2 separate regions of the Homo sapiens genome follow, and region 1 is linked to region 2. A link is an interaction called in ENCODE POLR2A ChIA-PET data of the cell type or tissue named here. Cell type or tissue: MCF 10A. All regions are shown on one strand. Links, peaks and the distances in the headings refer to the core of each region. The heading gives the core; the rest is flanking DNA. Region 1 overlaps LEPR (leptin receptor). Region 2 overlaps JAK1 (Janus kinase 1).

Region 1 (7,527 bases), core at 5,028-7,527, 500 kb before region 2:
CTGGTAGTGAGTTTCGCACAGATCCACTCATTATCTTCACGTTATAAAGACTTTAAGAAGGAAGATAAAATTACAGCCAGCACCCAGTGATGTCTTACACCATAGTGGATACGTGAACAAGATGTGTCATTTGGGGTTCGAAGGACAGAAGGAAGAATGATACTTACCAGCAACTTTGCCCCACATGCAGTATATTAACCTCTCTAAGCAAGTGACATTCCTTTTACCAAAAAACAAACTAACAAACCTACCTTAATTCATAGTTGACCTTTATTTATTTATTATTGACTTTGTCCAAATATACATTGAACACAGCCAGGAGCAGCATTTACAATCTGTGCAGCTTGGCAAAGGGCTTTTTGACTTGTGCTGCCCGTAAGAAGAATTAATTTAAACTCAGTTTTCAGCCATAGATAAGGTAAACTGTACCTTGGATGTACCCAAGATGGTACCAATTTACACCTATTGTCCCAACATAATGGATAACACCTACTTCTGCTCTCAAAAGTGTCCCAATTAGGATGGCAATCCATAGCCTACACATCTAGCTTGCAGCCCATTTAGATTGGCATCTGTAGAGTACAAAGTCGCTGCCCTTGAAGTCAAAAAACTTGGGTCTGAGTAACAGTCAGGTTATTTGTCATCTAAGGCAAGCCCCTTAACCTTGAAGAGCCTCGAGATTTTCCAGTGATGCTGCTGCTTTTTCATTGTTATATGGACCTAATTGACACAGTTTTGTAAACTCTTAATGACTATATGAGCACACATTATTACAACAATAAAGCAAGAGGATGTTAGCAAAAGTAAAAATTGTAATAACATAAAGAATTCAAAATATTTAATAATTTTTAACTCAGTGCCACTTTTCTCATTTAAATAAAGTTATTCATCCCTTCCTCCTTTCCTCTCCTTTGTTTTCTTCTCTTCGATATTTTTTGAGTCCCTACTACTTTGCTGTAGGAGCAAAGGGATTTCCCTCCCCACCCCACCCCCCGCCCGCCTCCACCCTTCTGAAAGTTTGTTAATCTGAGTCTATAAAAGAAACTGACAATAGCCAGATTCATGGGAGACAAAGTATACACATTTATCACATGCACATGTGCACAGGAGCCACACAAACTACGAGACTCGAAGAATCAAAGAAGGGCCAGATAGTTGAAGCTTCAATAGCATTTTAAGCTACAGAAAGAAATAGGGTCCTAAAGGCTCCTGCAGGGAGGTAGCAACACATTATGAGAGGGTGTGGGGAGGAAAGGCATGGTGAGCAAAGGCTGTCTTGTGATGCAGATGAAGTCTCTCTGGGAGCAGCCCTCAGAAGGAAGAGATGCAGCAAAAGTTTCACTGTCCAAACTTTAAAAGTATCAGGTCTTAACACCGCATATTCTCACTCATAGGTGGGAATTGAACAATGAGATCACATGGACACAGGAAGGGGAATATCACACTCTGGGGACTGTGGTGGGGTCGGGGGAGGGGGGAGGGATAGCATTGGGAGATATACCTAATGCTAGATGACACATTAGTGGGTGCAGCGCACCAGCATGGCACATGTATACATATGTAACTAACCTGCACAATGTGCACATGTACCCTAAAACTTAGAGTATAAAAAAAAAAAAAAAAAAAAAGTATCAGGTCTTTAGTCTCCTTTTCTTATTGAGTTCCTTTTTCCTGATCCAGATAGGTGGACCTCAGAGAAAGCCTCTGTGTCTGTTCTTTACCTCACCAATGCAGATTTCCTCTACAGATGCAAATCTACCCCCAAAAGAACAGCTTTTCAGAACTATTCCTGTCTGCTACTTCTCTGAATAACCAACTGAAAATACGCCAAAGAAGTATATTTTGAGGTGACATATTTTGGTTTCCCACAGTGTCAGGCACTATTCTAGGTACTATATGAAGAAAGGATTCCAAAAGAAGACCGAGATGTGGCTCTGTCCAATATGAACTCATCCAATCATTTTTCCAGTATTCATTGAATGCTTAATACTTTATCCCTTAGTATTTAAATATAGTATATCTTTTTATATATTTAGAGCTTATATACCCAGCAAAAAATTTTTGAAATTTTTCTCCAAGTATTGCACATCTTTATAACATCAGATATAGATGTGTATATATAAAATTATATATATATATTATAATCATTTATGTAATTGTTCCTATTGAAAATTTGGAAAATTGCATTTTCAGAGACAGGGTCTTGCTATGTTGCTCAGGCAGGTCTCGAACTCCTGGGCTCAAGTGATCCTCCCACCTCAGCCTCCCAAAATGCTGGGATTATTGGCTTAAGCCACTGTGCCCAGTGCATTTTCTAATTAGTTAGTACTGGTGTTTAGGAAAGCAATTGATTTTTTTGATACTGATCTTTTATCTAGTAAGTTTTATAAGTGTAATTTTTTTCTAATAGTGTATAGATTCTCCTGGATTTTCTAAGTAAATAAGAGCATAGAATGCAAATAATAATCTGTTTATTCCTTTTCAGTCTTTCTGCCACTTACATATCTAGCACAATGTTGAAAAGTGGTAAGAGTTGGCATATCAGCCAATTGCCAGAATCAGACTGTTGCTATTAATTTTTGCATGTCTATTACTGCCTTGTAATATGAGGTCCTCAAGATAGGGGCTGGTACTTCTTCCCTCTAGGTCAGTGATTCAGGATCCTCAGGCTCCTGAGTATGGTCTCTGTGTGCAGTCTCCCTTGTATAGTAACCCTCCATAATGTGTGCTGAACTGAGTCAAATGTCACATCTGTGCCGATTTTCTAAGCTTCTGCAGGCACTGTTATTTGATCTTTGTATTCCCAGGTTGGTTTTGTTTTTGGAGGCAGGGAAGGCATTGCTTTATTTTTATTGAGGTATATCATATTTTATTGAGTGTATATATTGTAAGTATAAAACCAAATAAACTTGCACAAACTTAAAACTGCTGTGTAATCATCATTAGATCAAGAAACAAATATTCCAGCTGTTGATGAAAAGAGTCAGACTCTGTAAAATATTTAAAGAGGTTTATTCTGAGTCAAATATAAATGACCAAGGCCCAAGGTACAGTCTCAAGAGATCCTGAGAACATGTGCCCAAGGTGGTTGGGTTATAGCTTGGTTTTTATACATTTAGGGAGACAAAAGATATTAATCAATACATGTGGGATATATACTAGTTTAGTTGGAAAAGGCAGGACAAACTCAAATCAGTGGGGTGGAGTAGGGGAGGGGTCATAGGTCATAGGTGGATTCAAAGATTTTCTGATTGACAGTTGGTTGAAAGAATTAAGTTATTGTCTAAAGACCTGGAATCAATAGAAAGTCTGGTCAAGATAAGGAGTTGTGAAACCAGGGATCCTATGCAGATGAAGCCTCATAAGGCACCAACCTTTTGGGAATCACCTTTTCATTTTATTTTATTTTTTTAAAAAGGGCTTAAGTCTCATATAGCAGAGTCCTCCCAACAAATATTTCTGAGGCATTTGGGGTAACTTATTCTCCTACTCACCTCTTGGTCCATTTTACTCTGAATGCTTTCTTTACCCTGTGTCTCACGCCTCTTTGCTGTCCTCTTCTCTCTCAGCCCACATTAACCCCACTTGCAAACCATTCTCCTTTTCTTCACTCTCCTACCCCTCAGTATACCTGAACACCACAGTGAACAACAGTATGTATCACAGGCTTTGAGTGGGAATCTGGGGCAAAGGAGGGAGAAGCAATGGGAAAAGGGGAGAGGGTTTCACCACTGCTCTGCCAATATCCTTGTTATCAAAAATTCTTAGGCTGTCACCCCAGAGGGTCTCCCTGGCACTGTTTTAGCCTCAGGCTCCAGCCCTTCAGTGGCCAGGATTTCTGTCACCTTTTCCCTGGATTTCTTCTCCACTGGTGTTAGTGTATCACCCCTCCCCCACTTCCCCTTCGTCATTCTGATGCAAATCCCAAATTCTCCTCACTTTATTATCTAAAACATTTCAAATCCCTTCCCTGTCGTGGGCCATAGCTCTTAACACTCAAATGGCTTATCTAAGATTAAATAAACAAAAAAGTTTTCTTCTCGGAATTGTGCTACCAGCCATTAAAATGATAACTTTCCCCCTGCTCCACTATATGAATTAAAGGAATACAGTCCAAAGGCTAGGACTTAGAAACCACTTTCCTTTTATTGATAGCTTAAACCTAAGGAAGTGTGAGTCCTGAAAGCAAATATGCCTAAATGGCACCAAAGTCAGCTCCTAGGGTCACCACCTGTATGTTTCAGGACTCTCTCCCTTGTCCCCCATCACTCTCCCCACCCCTTCTGCTAAATCAGATGTTAACATCCTCATCTGCAGGCCCCAGGGACAGACACTCAAGTGGTTATTGCTAAGGATGTGGCACACCAAGCTCAATGCTATTAGGACATAGTTTCAGCTATTTGGGGTTTACACAGCATTCTTTGCCAACTTCATTGAAAACATGTTTTCATGAGAATTCATCTCATTCTACCTACTGCTGGCTAAATTTATCTCCACAGAGTTTAACAACATGGAATGATTAATTAGGGACCAAGCTATTTCCTGAGTGCTTTGCACATAACTGTGATTCTGTGACTCTGTGATTCACTCTCGTTGCTTCAGCCATCTGTCCCTGAACAAAATGCATTTATTTATGTTTTCTGTGATTTGTTGTTCTCCTCTTTCAAAGACATAAACATGATTGATTTGGAAAAGCAAAATTGTTTTTTCCTCTCTTTATAAAATAGTTTTAATTAAAACACAGCTAGAGCAATCCGAATAAAACATAATCAGGCCACTCCTGCTCATATCTCTAGTGGCGTCTCATCTCTAAATGAATGCCGACGCCTTACAATGACCTGCTGGGCCCCATAGGATCCATCCACCCCTACACACACATTATCTTATCTCCCTCCACTCTCCCTGAAGGCTTCATGCCAGCTCACAGGTACGCTCCAGCTCAGGGCCGCTGCACTTGCTTATCCCTCTTTTTGAACCATCTTGCCCATTGCCGCCTCCATAACTGCCTCTACTTCCTTCAAACGTCATCTTCTAGGTAAGCCTTTCTTGGGCACTGTATCTTAAACAGAAGCCACCGTCACCCGTTCACGCCCACACGCACACTCACACATATTCTACATCCCTTTCTTCCTTTTTTTGCCTTAGCATTTCCACTAACATACCATCCATTTGACTTATTTGTGAAGTTTATTTTTTGCTTCCCTACCAAAAAAAAAAAAAGTAAGCACCATGGGGGCTGGGGGTTTTGTCTGTTTTATTTACTGTTCTATCTCCAGCACCTAGAATAATATAATTATGTTGAGCACATAATAGGTGCTCAACAAATATTTCTTGAAAGAATAAGTGAAAGAGTAGACCTAAAATTAAAAAGAATCGAAAGAGTAGACCTAAAAATAGGTCCCATCGTGTTGATTCCTTCTCATTATTCAATAGCTCTATTCAGCCACCAATCGTCTCTATCCACCCTATTTAAATAGCACCACTGTAAGTCATTCTCTATGCCTTTATCCTGATTTATTTCTTCATAGCATTCACTACTGTCAATTTTCTTTTTCTTTTTTTTTTTTTTTTTTTTTTTTGAGACAGAATCTCTCTTCCTCGCCCAGGCTGGAGTGCAGTGGTGCGATCTTGGCTCACTGCAACCTCCGCCTCCGGGTTCAAGTTAGTCTCCTGCCTCAGCCTCCTGAGTAGCTAGGAGCTGGGATTACAGGCACACGCCACTGCGCCCAGCTTTTTTTTTTTTTTTTTTTTGAGATGGAGTTTCACTCTTGTTGCCCAGGCTGGAGTGCAATGGCATGATCTCGGCTCACTGCAACCTCTGCCTTCAAGTGATTCCTGGGTTCAAGTGATTCTCCTGCCTCAGCCTCCTGAGTAGCTGGGATTACAGGCATCTGCCACCACACCCAGCTAATTTTTTGTATTTTTAGTAGAGACAGGGTTTCACCAGGTTGGCCAGGCTGGTCTTGAACTCCTGACCTCAGATGATCCACCTGCCTCAGCCTTCCAAAGTGCTGGGATTACAGGCATGAGCCATTGCACCCAGCCCAAATTTCACTATTGAATTATTTTTTACTTTAAAAATTATTTGTCTTGCCCATTTGAAGGTAAGCTCCATGAGGGCAAATAATTTGTCCTGTATCTCCTCAGCTTAAAATGTTTTTATTTTTTCCTTAACATCAAAAATCATTTGACCATATATTTTTGGGTCTATTTCTGAATTATTGATTCTATTCAATTGATTTATATGGGTGTCCTTTCTCCAATATCGCATTGTCTAATGTATAACTTTGTAATAAGTTAGAAATCAGGGAATATATTAATTTCTCCTAAAAATCTTACCGGGATTTTTACTGTGATTGCTTTCAATCTATAAATCATGTTGCGGAAAATTGATGTCTCAACAATACTGAGTCCAATTCACTGGAGGGATATACATCTGAAGATCCCACAAGCAATGGGAACTCATGTCCTATTGCCCAGCAGTACCCTGAAATGGTGACAAGAACTGCATGGGGAAGTAGCTTTATGATTTTAAGTCTCATCAGAGATGGCTTTGCACCAATATTTTAACCTGGTTAAAATATCTCTCAGTCCAAATAAAGAAATCCAAACCAGAATCAGTTTCACCTAGAAAATTAAACTCTTTTAATTGCTGATACTGCCCAGAAGTACATGAGGTTTAGCAGTTCTCTAAAAGCTTTTGAGCACCTGAATAATCACTTGGGTTATCTAAAATACAATGGGGTTTGTAATCTGACTGATTTGGCTTAGAATAAAAGAGCTCATAAAAATGGACTGCTTTCAGCAGTTTCCAACCTGCATGAGGATAAATTCAGATAATGAAGAAACACAGAGTAGAAAAAAAGAAAAAAGAAAAAGAAAATTTTCCTGACATTGTCTTAATTAGTCCTCAAAGTTAACAGTAGCTACAGTTCAGCTACTGCCACTTCATGAATCTATACCCACTGTATTAGGGGCCACTTTATTTACTCTCTAGCTCAACTGTCTTTTTTTTTTTTTTTTTTTTTTTTGAGACAGAGTCTCGCTCTGTCGCCAGGTTGGAGTGCAGTGGTGCAATCTTGGCTCACTGCAACCTCCGCCTACCAGGTTCAAGCAGTTCTCCTGCCTCATCCTCCTGAGTAGCTGGGACTACACGCGTGAGCCACCACGCCCTGCTAACTGTTGTATTTTTAGTAGAGACGGGGTTTCACCATGTTGGTCAGGATGGTCTTGATCTCTTGACCTCGTAATCTGCCCACCTCGGCCTCCCAAAGTGCTGGGATTACAGGCGTGAGCCACCGTGCCCGGCTGGTCTCTTCTTTATCGTGGCCATAACCTGGCCAGTGTTCCAGCTAGCACAACTTCATTTCCTAAATCAAGCTATTTTATTTATATTATTTATTTCTCAAGCAATAAATGCCAAACCTCAGTTGGAATATTTTTTGAAAAAAAAAAAAAAAAAAAAAGGCGGCTAGGAGCCATGGCCCATACCAGTAATCCCAGCATTTTGGGAGGCTGAGACAGGCA
Region 2 (8,015 bases), core at 2,156-4,655:
ATCAGTTTGACCTCGCTTTAAGGATATGTCTGAAAAACTGAAATAATGAGGTCAACATTTTCCAGGTTTTTTTTTGTCATTCTATGATCGACTAAGTCTGCTTTGGTTTTCAGTTACTAATCAGTGTTCCACTAATGCCTATTTAGAAACTTTATTTTGAAATAATTATAGATTGACAAGAAGTTGTAACAGAGGGCCTGTGTTGTATAATTGAAGTTTAACAGTGATACGCTCCTTTCTTTCTAGAAAGGCTTTCAATTTATGGAAAAATTAGCAAAGGTAAAAGATGCTCGGCGTTGGACCTTTGAAACTTCTTTCGGAATTAGTATTTTGAATGACTCCATACAACTAGAATAATGGCTGAAATTTCTATGGTGCTGGTCAGGACTGTGACTGTGGCCCGAGCATGAGATGATTTTCCTGGAAACCAAAAGTACTACTAGAAGGAGAAGAATGCTGTGGAGCTCTCTGGGGGTTGGAGCTTATGCCTCTGGAGACTTTGAGTTTTCTGTGGGTGTAAGTTTTGCAAATGGTCCTGGTAGCCCTGAAGCTAGAGTTGTCAAAGTAACAGGTGGTAGCTGGGAGCCAGCTTGGCAGTGGATCAGCTACCCAAATAGCCAAAGTTGCTCAATCTACATGAGGTCCTGTAGACCAAACTGGGGGTGGGGAGGATTAGCCCCATACAAATAGTTGATCCTTTTTTTTTTTTTTTTAAACAGTCATTTGAAATATTTTCTGTAAAAGGCCTAAGCTTTAGGCATTTAGGATGATTGTAAATGCACTGCTTTGTATTCTTTTTCACATATATTTGATTTATTAATATAAAATTGCCATTTTTGTACATAAAAATGGTCAAATATTGGCAGTTTCATATGGTACAACCTACTGTTTTCTGCTGTCACATTGGAAATTCTCACCAACGTGGGATACCATGTTTCAAAGAAACGTTGGCTTAGCCTCTTCATTTATGGAAGAAATATAGCACTTATGGTGTTCTAAGTAGATTAACTAACTTAATCTTTTTACAAGCAAATGAGGTAGGTAGGTCCTAGTGTTTTCCTGCTTTTTAGGATCACAGAGCTAGTAAGTGGTGGAGCTGGGCTTACACCCTGGCTACTGGTCACAGGGCTGTGCTGTTTCTCAGCTCTTGTGTTTGGCCTCACCTCTCCAGTCATACTTGTGAAAGTCCTGGGTGTCTAGACAGGTGATGGGTGAGTGACATAAGGTACCTCTCTTTGTCTTCATGGGAGAAATAACTGGATTTCCCCAAGAATGAATTAATTCTTCCACAATACAAGAGTCTTAGAGGTTTAACAAGGATACTTCTTTCAAGGTGCCCACCAATTCCTACCTTGCATTGGAGGGTGCACTGTGTCAAATTTGTATTTTTATCTTAAATACCAAATACTCTTAGAGTCCATCCATGGGCCTGTGGAGTTGAGGGTAAATGTAGAGGCTTATTTGGCCTAATAATGAAAGTATGGATAGTTATTGCCATGGAGGAGGAGGGTGAATGTTTTGTAGAGTCCATTCCAACCTTGAAATCCTGATTCTCTGATAAACTTCCACCTCTCCTCTGTTGCTTAATCTTTGATCTTGAGCCTGGAAGGAGAGGAGGCAACTCAGTCAATGAAGGAGTTTTATTTAGTAATTGCACATTGGCCTCTTCCTGCCGGATCCCATATTGACACTGGAGTAAGGCTAGAGGCTGGGAGACAAGGCCCCATGGGAGCTTTGTGAAATGGGGAGGGGCAAGGGTGTGTCCCTGGACCGTCTGTTTGTGGGGCAGCTGTCCTAGGTGTTGAGACACACACCGGTCTGTTCTAAGATGTTCCTACTGGATCCTGTCAGTTCGCCCTCCAGCATTCCTGGATTTATTGTGCACCATTTATGGCTCCACAGTCCACTAGATGAAATTGTAAAGACTCAATATGGTGGCTCTCCAGGGACTTTCCCTTTTCTTCTCCCTTAGCATCAGAGATGACCCGTCAGCGTTGCAAGCAGTTCTGTGGTAGCACATCAAGTATTCTGTCACAGCAGGAAAGGCTGGATAAACATCAAGGGACTGCCAAGACCAGACTTCTCATTCAGTCTGAGTAGGAGGAAAGAGGACAGGTTGTTGGAGAGTTGGTTTAAAGATGAATTATGGGCTGGGTGCGGTGGCTCACGCCTGTAATCTCAGCACTTTGGGAGGCCGAGGCAGGCAGATCACGAGGTCAGGAGAGTTCGAGACCAGCCTGACCAACATGGCGAAACCCCATCTCTACTAAAAAATACAAAAATTAGCTGGGCGTGGTGGCACACGCCTGTAATCCCAGCTACTCAGGAGGCTGAGGCAGGAGAATCGCTTGAACCCGGGAGGCGGAGGTTGCAGTGAGCCCTGATCACGCCATTGCACTCTAGCCTGGGCAACAAGAGTGAAACTCTGTCTCAAACAAACAAAAAAAAGAGTTATGACTGGTCTTTCTCATTTCATCTGCTGATGGGTAGAGGAGGGAAAGGGTCAGAAATATTTCTTTTAATACCCTCTCAGTATGAATGAATGATTTTGACCTAGTTTAGGTTTTGGTCTGGTGGATGTGAGATTGGAATATAATTTGTTTGGCAGGGTCATCCCCAAGGATGTCTGATGCATCTGCGTTCTTGTTCCCATGGCTAGAATGGAATCAAGGGAGAAGCTTCCTCATTCCTATTTCAGAGGGAGCAGGGAGAGTAGTGGTGCATATCCCCACAGCCAGAAATAGATTGGTCCTCAAGTAAATTGGTTTGATAAGTTGATTATGAATCTTCCTGAAAACTGCTGTGGCCTTAGGAACTCTGGAGGGTCCTACTAGTGGACCCTCATCATTCATCTGATGAGCACTTACTATGTTCTAGGCACTGACTGTGAGAAATACAAATGAGTAAAATATAATCATAGCCCCCAGGATAGTCTGGTGGGTGACATTTACAATACAATGTAAGCTAAGGTTGTAATTAATGTGTTTAACAAAGTACTGTGGCAGCACAGAGAAGAGAGTGACTACGTTTGGAGTCCACAGGACTTCACCGGAAAGATGAGGCATCTGACCTGGACTTTGAGAGGATGAACCAGAACTCTGTAGGTCCAGTAGATGGAAGGTTTTCAAAGAATGCAGGCAGACAGAGCCTTGGGAACAGTCAAGGTTGAGGGGGCACTCTTGTGGGTCCACAACCCGAGCTTCTCGCCCCTCTCATTTCGTAATGGCTGCCAAGCTCTTCCTTCACTGTTGTTTTTCTTTACTGCTCTGTGGATTCATCCTGATGAGTCACGACAACCTCTGCTTGCAGTGATGCCACGTCTCCCAGTTAGGAAACGACCCTGCTCTTCACTGCCTGGTTCCTTGGTGTGGCTGCCTCCAGCCTTCAGTCTCCCCTTCTCAGAGCTGTGACAAGAGGTTCTTACAGCCTTAAAAATAAAAAGCAGCTTCATATGTTTTGCCTTTGTGTTATTTATTGCATCATTTGTTGAGCAAGTTTCCCAGGACTGGAGCCGGAGGTCATTTGAGAGATGTCTCCTGGGATTCCACTGAAACTCTTTTCCACTGATCCCAATTGGTGACCAGGAACAGGAGTTGCTTTTGGTCCTTTACATCTCTCCATGTTTTCCAGCTTCCTAAGATACCCTGTCCCCTCCTGCATTTTGGTCAGCACTTATCTTTCCTTCTGCTTTGTGCTTCTAGTGGTTCTGGGTCACTTTCTGTCAGCTCCCAAATTCCAGAGGTGGACCTGGGTTAGGCCATTGGCTGTATGTCTTTTAGTGTGTATTGCTTGAGAATGCTCATATTTATGTAGTATATTCCGTAGTGCCTGAAAATTCTAAGGACCACAGCGATTTTGAATGATTCAAAGTTAGTCACTTCAGTATGAAACAGTGTGAATTTAAAGGCAAACCCAGGATTCTTTGAAAGCAAAAACTTTCTTTAGAGCAGCGGCGTGCTTGGTGAGGCAAATAGATTGCATTTTGTGGTGCCAGAAATAGACAGTTCCCTTTTTATACGCTACATCTTTGTCATGTAGTCAGAGACATGCAGATCCTTTGAAGTGAATTCTGGCACCACAATTTTGTAGAGACAGTCAGTGTAGTACAGCATGAGAAGGGCATACGATGTGTCATTTGAATAACTTCTGTTGAAGAGCAGGCGTCAGCCCATGGCAGAGATTGCTGAGGGGATGGTGCAGACGAGAGGCAGGTAGTATTGGGGCATTGTGAAAACATGCGTGAAAGGCCTTTTGGAATCCTGCTTTTTGGCAGTGTTGTGCAAGTCCCTCAGAAATTTTGTCACTTCCCTTGGAAACATGTACAACAGGGATACGTCACTTAGGCAGAGACTACTCAAGGGCTGAAAAATGCTACACTCATGAATAGTTTCGCTGAGCTGGAGATTGGTCACATCTGATGTCTGGATGGTGGCCATTGTTGTTAAAAATAGCTTAGAAGTTCAAAACGGGGGTAGGAGCCTTGTGTTCTTTTTTCTTCCCTGGAAAGGGAAGTGTTTTTGAGCTGTGGAACTTCGAGTAAAACCTAACTTCTTTGTACCTTGTTTTGCTCATCTGTAAATGGGGATAACAGTGGTACCCACCTTATGGGATGTTCAGGATTCAATGAATATAAAACATTTGGCATGATGCCTGGCACGTATAGCTACCACTGGTGTAGTGTTTAATTATATTTATTATTTTTTCTCATTGTTACTGTTCTTTTCTATTTGAGATTTCTCGGAGGTTCTGTACTTGTTTTAAAAGTATAATTCTTTCCATGGCTTTACTTCCCGTTAGCAGTGGCTTAATTCTAACTGGGAGAAAAAACCTTTGATTTGTGGTAATTTTCTTAATTCCCTTGTCTTACCTTTGGGATGGTGGAGTTGGGAGGGCAGTGCAGAGTCAGATGTCAGTGGGGAACAGAGATTGTGGGCAGTCCCAGGCAGAGGCAGGTGCCAGCTGGGACTGTCTAGTGCCCTCTCAATTATTTGATGGTGGAATGGATGATTATTGCAGTTTGTCAATAAAAAAAAACAAACCATAGCGTTAGTGTTAGGAGTAGCTGAGTGAAAGTATATGGGAATTCTGTGTACTATCTTTGCAGGTCTTGAGTAAATCTAAAATTATTTCAAAATGAAAATTAAAGCCCCAGCAACAAAGCAGGATGTAGCACCATGCTGACACTAGTAAATGCTTAATAAACGTTTGTTGGATGCAAGAGTGAGTGAGTGAGTTAGGTTTGAACCCAACCTCGACACTTATTAGCTAGATTACCTTTGGTTAATTACTGCTTTTATGAATCTCAGATTTCTTATTTATTTATTTAATTATTTTTTTGAGACAGAGTCTCGCTCTGTCGCCAGGCTGTAGTACAGTGGCGCGATCTCGGCTCACTGCAACATCCGACTCCCTGGTTCAAGCGATTCTCCTGCCTCAGCCTCCCAAGTAGCTGGGATTACAGGCATGTGCCACCACACCCAGCTAATTTTTGTAATTTTAGTAGAGACAGGGTTTCGCCATGTTGGCCAGGCTGGTCTCAATCTCCTGAACTCGTGATCCCCCCACCTCGGCCCCCCAACGTTCTGGGATTACAGGCGTGAGCAACCACACCTGGCCCAGATTTCTTATTTATAAAGTGCCATGATGTCTACCTCACAGTGTTGGTATGAGCGTTAAATGAGATGTAAAGAACCTGATCAGAGGATCCAGTTATATGGTAAGTAGTCTAAAGTGTAGGTATTATTATTGTTAAAGATATTGTGGGCACTTTGTTGATTGAATATCCCCCCCCCTCCTTTTTTAGAGCCAAAATCCATTTAAAAAATACATTTAGGTTTCTTGCAGTTTTTTGCTGTTATGAACAACACTTCCATTAATAGGATTAATAGCTGTATAGCTAGATCTCTGTGTGTGTACATTATGTATTCTTAGGATACATTTCTGAGAGTCACATGGGTTCCTATTTTTTGGCTCTTTTTATTCCCTTACCAGAGTGCCTCCCGATAGTTTGTAATTTTGTAACAATTTACCATTAAAGAACAGAGTTTTGATAGGCAGAGATGGGAGAGTAGGAGAGAGGGAGTAGCCTGTACACAAAAGGATTGCCTCCTTTACCCCAAAGGTTGAGGCCTCTGAATGCTGGTCTGAGCTCCTAGGGATGATGCCCCTGGAGCGTAGTAATTGCCTAGGATACAACCACTCAGCCTTGTGCCACCATGGTAGGACACCCACCATGCTGGGTGTCCTACTGCCATGGTTGGGGAGGGCTGAATGTTTTCACCCTGTTGCTGGGGGAGGTGGGGACTTGGATGAGTGACACCCGGCGTGGACAGCTACCACCTGCCCATGGTAGATGAAACCTTACTTTCGATGGGAATGGCCCTCCCTTCTTATGGGAGTTGTAGTCTGCATGGAGTGCGGTTGAACAAGGATGAGCAGGTAATCCAGGTGTACTTAGAATTTGCTTCCTCTGAATATTAGAACGTGAAGAGGACTTTGAGGGAATCCAGCATGGTGGTTTTGACTCTTTGAAAATCAAGGAACCCTATTTCATATCAAGTCCGATGTGGAATCTCAGTGTACTAAAGAGTTTATTTTTTTTATTATACATTAAGTTCTGGGATACATGTGCAGAACGTGCAGGTTTGTTACATAGGTATACACGTGCCATGGTGGTTTGCTGCACCCATCAACCTGTCATCTACATTAGGTATTTCTCCTAATGCCATCCCACCCCTAGTCCCCCACCCCCTGACTGGCCCTGGTGTGTGATGTTCCCCTCCCTGCATCCATGTGTTCTCATTGTTCAACTCCCACTTATGAGTGAGAACATGTGGTGTTTGGTTTTTGGTTCCTGTGTTAGTTTGCTGAGAATGATGATTTCCAGCTTCATCCATGTCCCTGCAAAAGACATGAACTCATCCTTTTTTATGGCTGCATAGTATTCCATGGTGTATATGTGCCACATTTTCTATATCCAGTCTATCATTGATGGGCATTTGGGTTGGATCCAAGTATTTGCTATGGTGAACAGTGCTGCAATAAACATATATGTGCATGTGTCTTTATAGTAGAATGATTTATAATCATTTGGGTATATACCCAGTAATGGGATTGCTGGGTCAAATGGTATTTCTAGTTCTAGATCCTTGAGGAATTGCCACACTGTCTTCCACAATGGTTGAACTAATTTATACTCCCACCAACAGCATAAAGTGTTCCTATTTCTCACATCCTTTCCAGCATCTGTTGTTTCCTGACTTTTTAATGATCGCCATTCTGACTGGCATGAGATGGTATCTCATCGTGGTTTTGATTTGCGTTTCTCTAATGAACAGTGATGATGAGCTTTTTTCCCCTATGTTTGTTGGCCACATAAATGTCTTCTTTTGAGAAATGTCTGTTCATTTCCTTTGCCCGCTGTTTGATGGGGTTGTTTTTTCCTTATAAATTTGTTTAAGTTTTTTGTAGATTCTGGATATTAGCCCTTTGTCAGATGGATAGATTGCAAAATTTTTCTCCCATTCTGTAGATTGCCTCTTCACTCTGATGATAGTTTCTTTTGCCGTGCAGAAGCTCTTTAGTTTAATTAGATCCCATTTGTCAATTTTGGCTTTTGTTGCCATTGCTTTTGGTGTTATAATCATGAAGTCTTTGCCCATGCCTGTGTCCTGATTATGGTTTTAGGTCTTAACGTTTAAGTCTTTAATCCGTCTTGAGTTAATTTTTGTATAAGGTGTAAGGAAGGTGTCCAGTTTCAGTTTTCTGCATATGGCTAGCCAGTTTTCCCAACACCATTTATTAAATAGGGAATCCTTTCCCCATTGCTTGTTTAGGTCAGATTCGTCAAAGATCAGATGGTTGTAGATGTGTGGTGTTATTTCTGAGGCCTTTGTTCTGTTCCACTTGTCTATATGTCTGTTTTGGTAATAGTACCATGCCGTTTTGGTTACTGTAGCCTTGTAGTATAGTTTGAAGTCAGGTAGTGTGATGCCTCCAGCTTTGTTCTTTTTGCA

The links. Peaks named below come from ENCODE experiments on the same cell type or tissue, not always from the same donor. Only the 100,000 strongest peaks of a DNase experiment are listed, where the experiment ranks them.
Region 1: POLR2A ChIA-PET joins it to region 2 with 5 read pairs; 2 of 35 experiments call an interaction of 5 or more read pairs at or near these places.

What each region holds. Positions count from the first base shown.
Region 1 is chr1:65,438,053-65,445,579 of GRCh38, reverse strand. All of the region lies in intron 2 of LEPR (leptin receptor), which reads right to left. Among named protein-coding and RNA genes, the nearest start is that of LEPROT, 21 kb to the right of the region's middle. RefSeq lists a silencer at 4,760-5,054. In MCF 10A, for the core only: no CTCF peak of the experiment used is centred there; no DNase peak of the experiment used is centred there.
Region 2 is chr1:64,929,734-64,937,748 of GRCh38, reverse strand. The region is part of intron 1 of JAK1 (Janus kinase 1); the gene reads left to right. Among named protein-coding and RNA genes, the nearest start is that of JAK1, 33 kb to the left of the region's middle. RefSeq lists an enhancer at 3,149-3,443 and a silencer at 3,910-3,959. In MCF 10A, for the core only: no CTCF peak of the experiment used is centred there; DNase peaks (open chromatin) are centred at 3,308 and 4,278.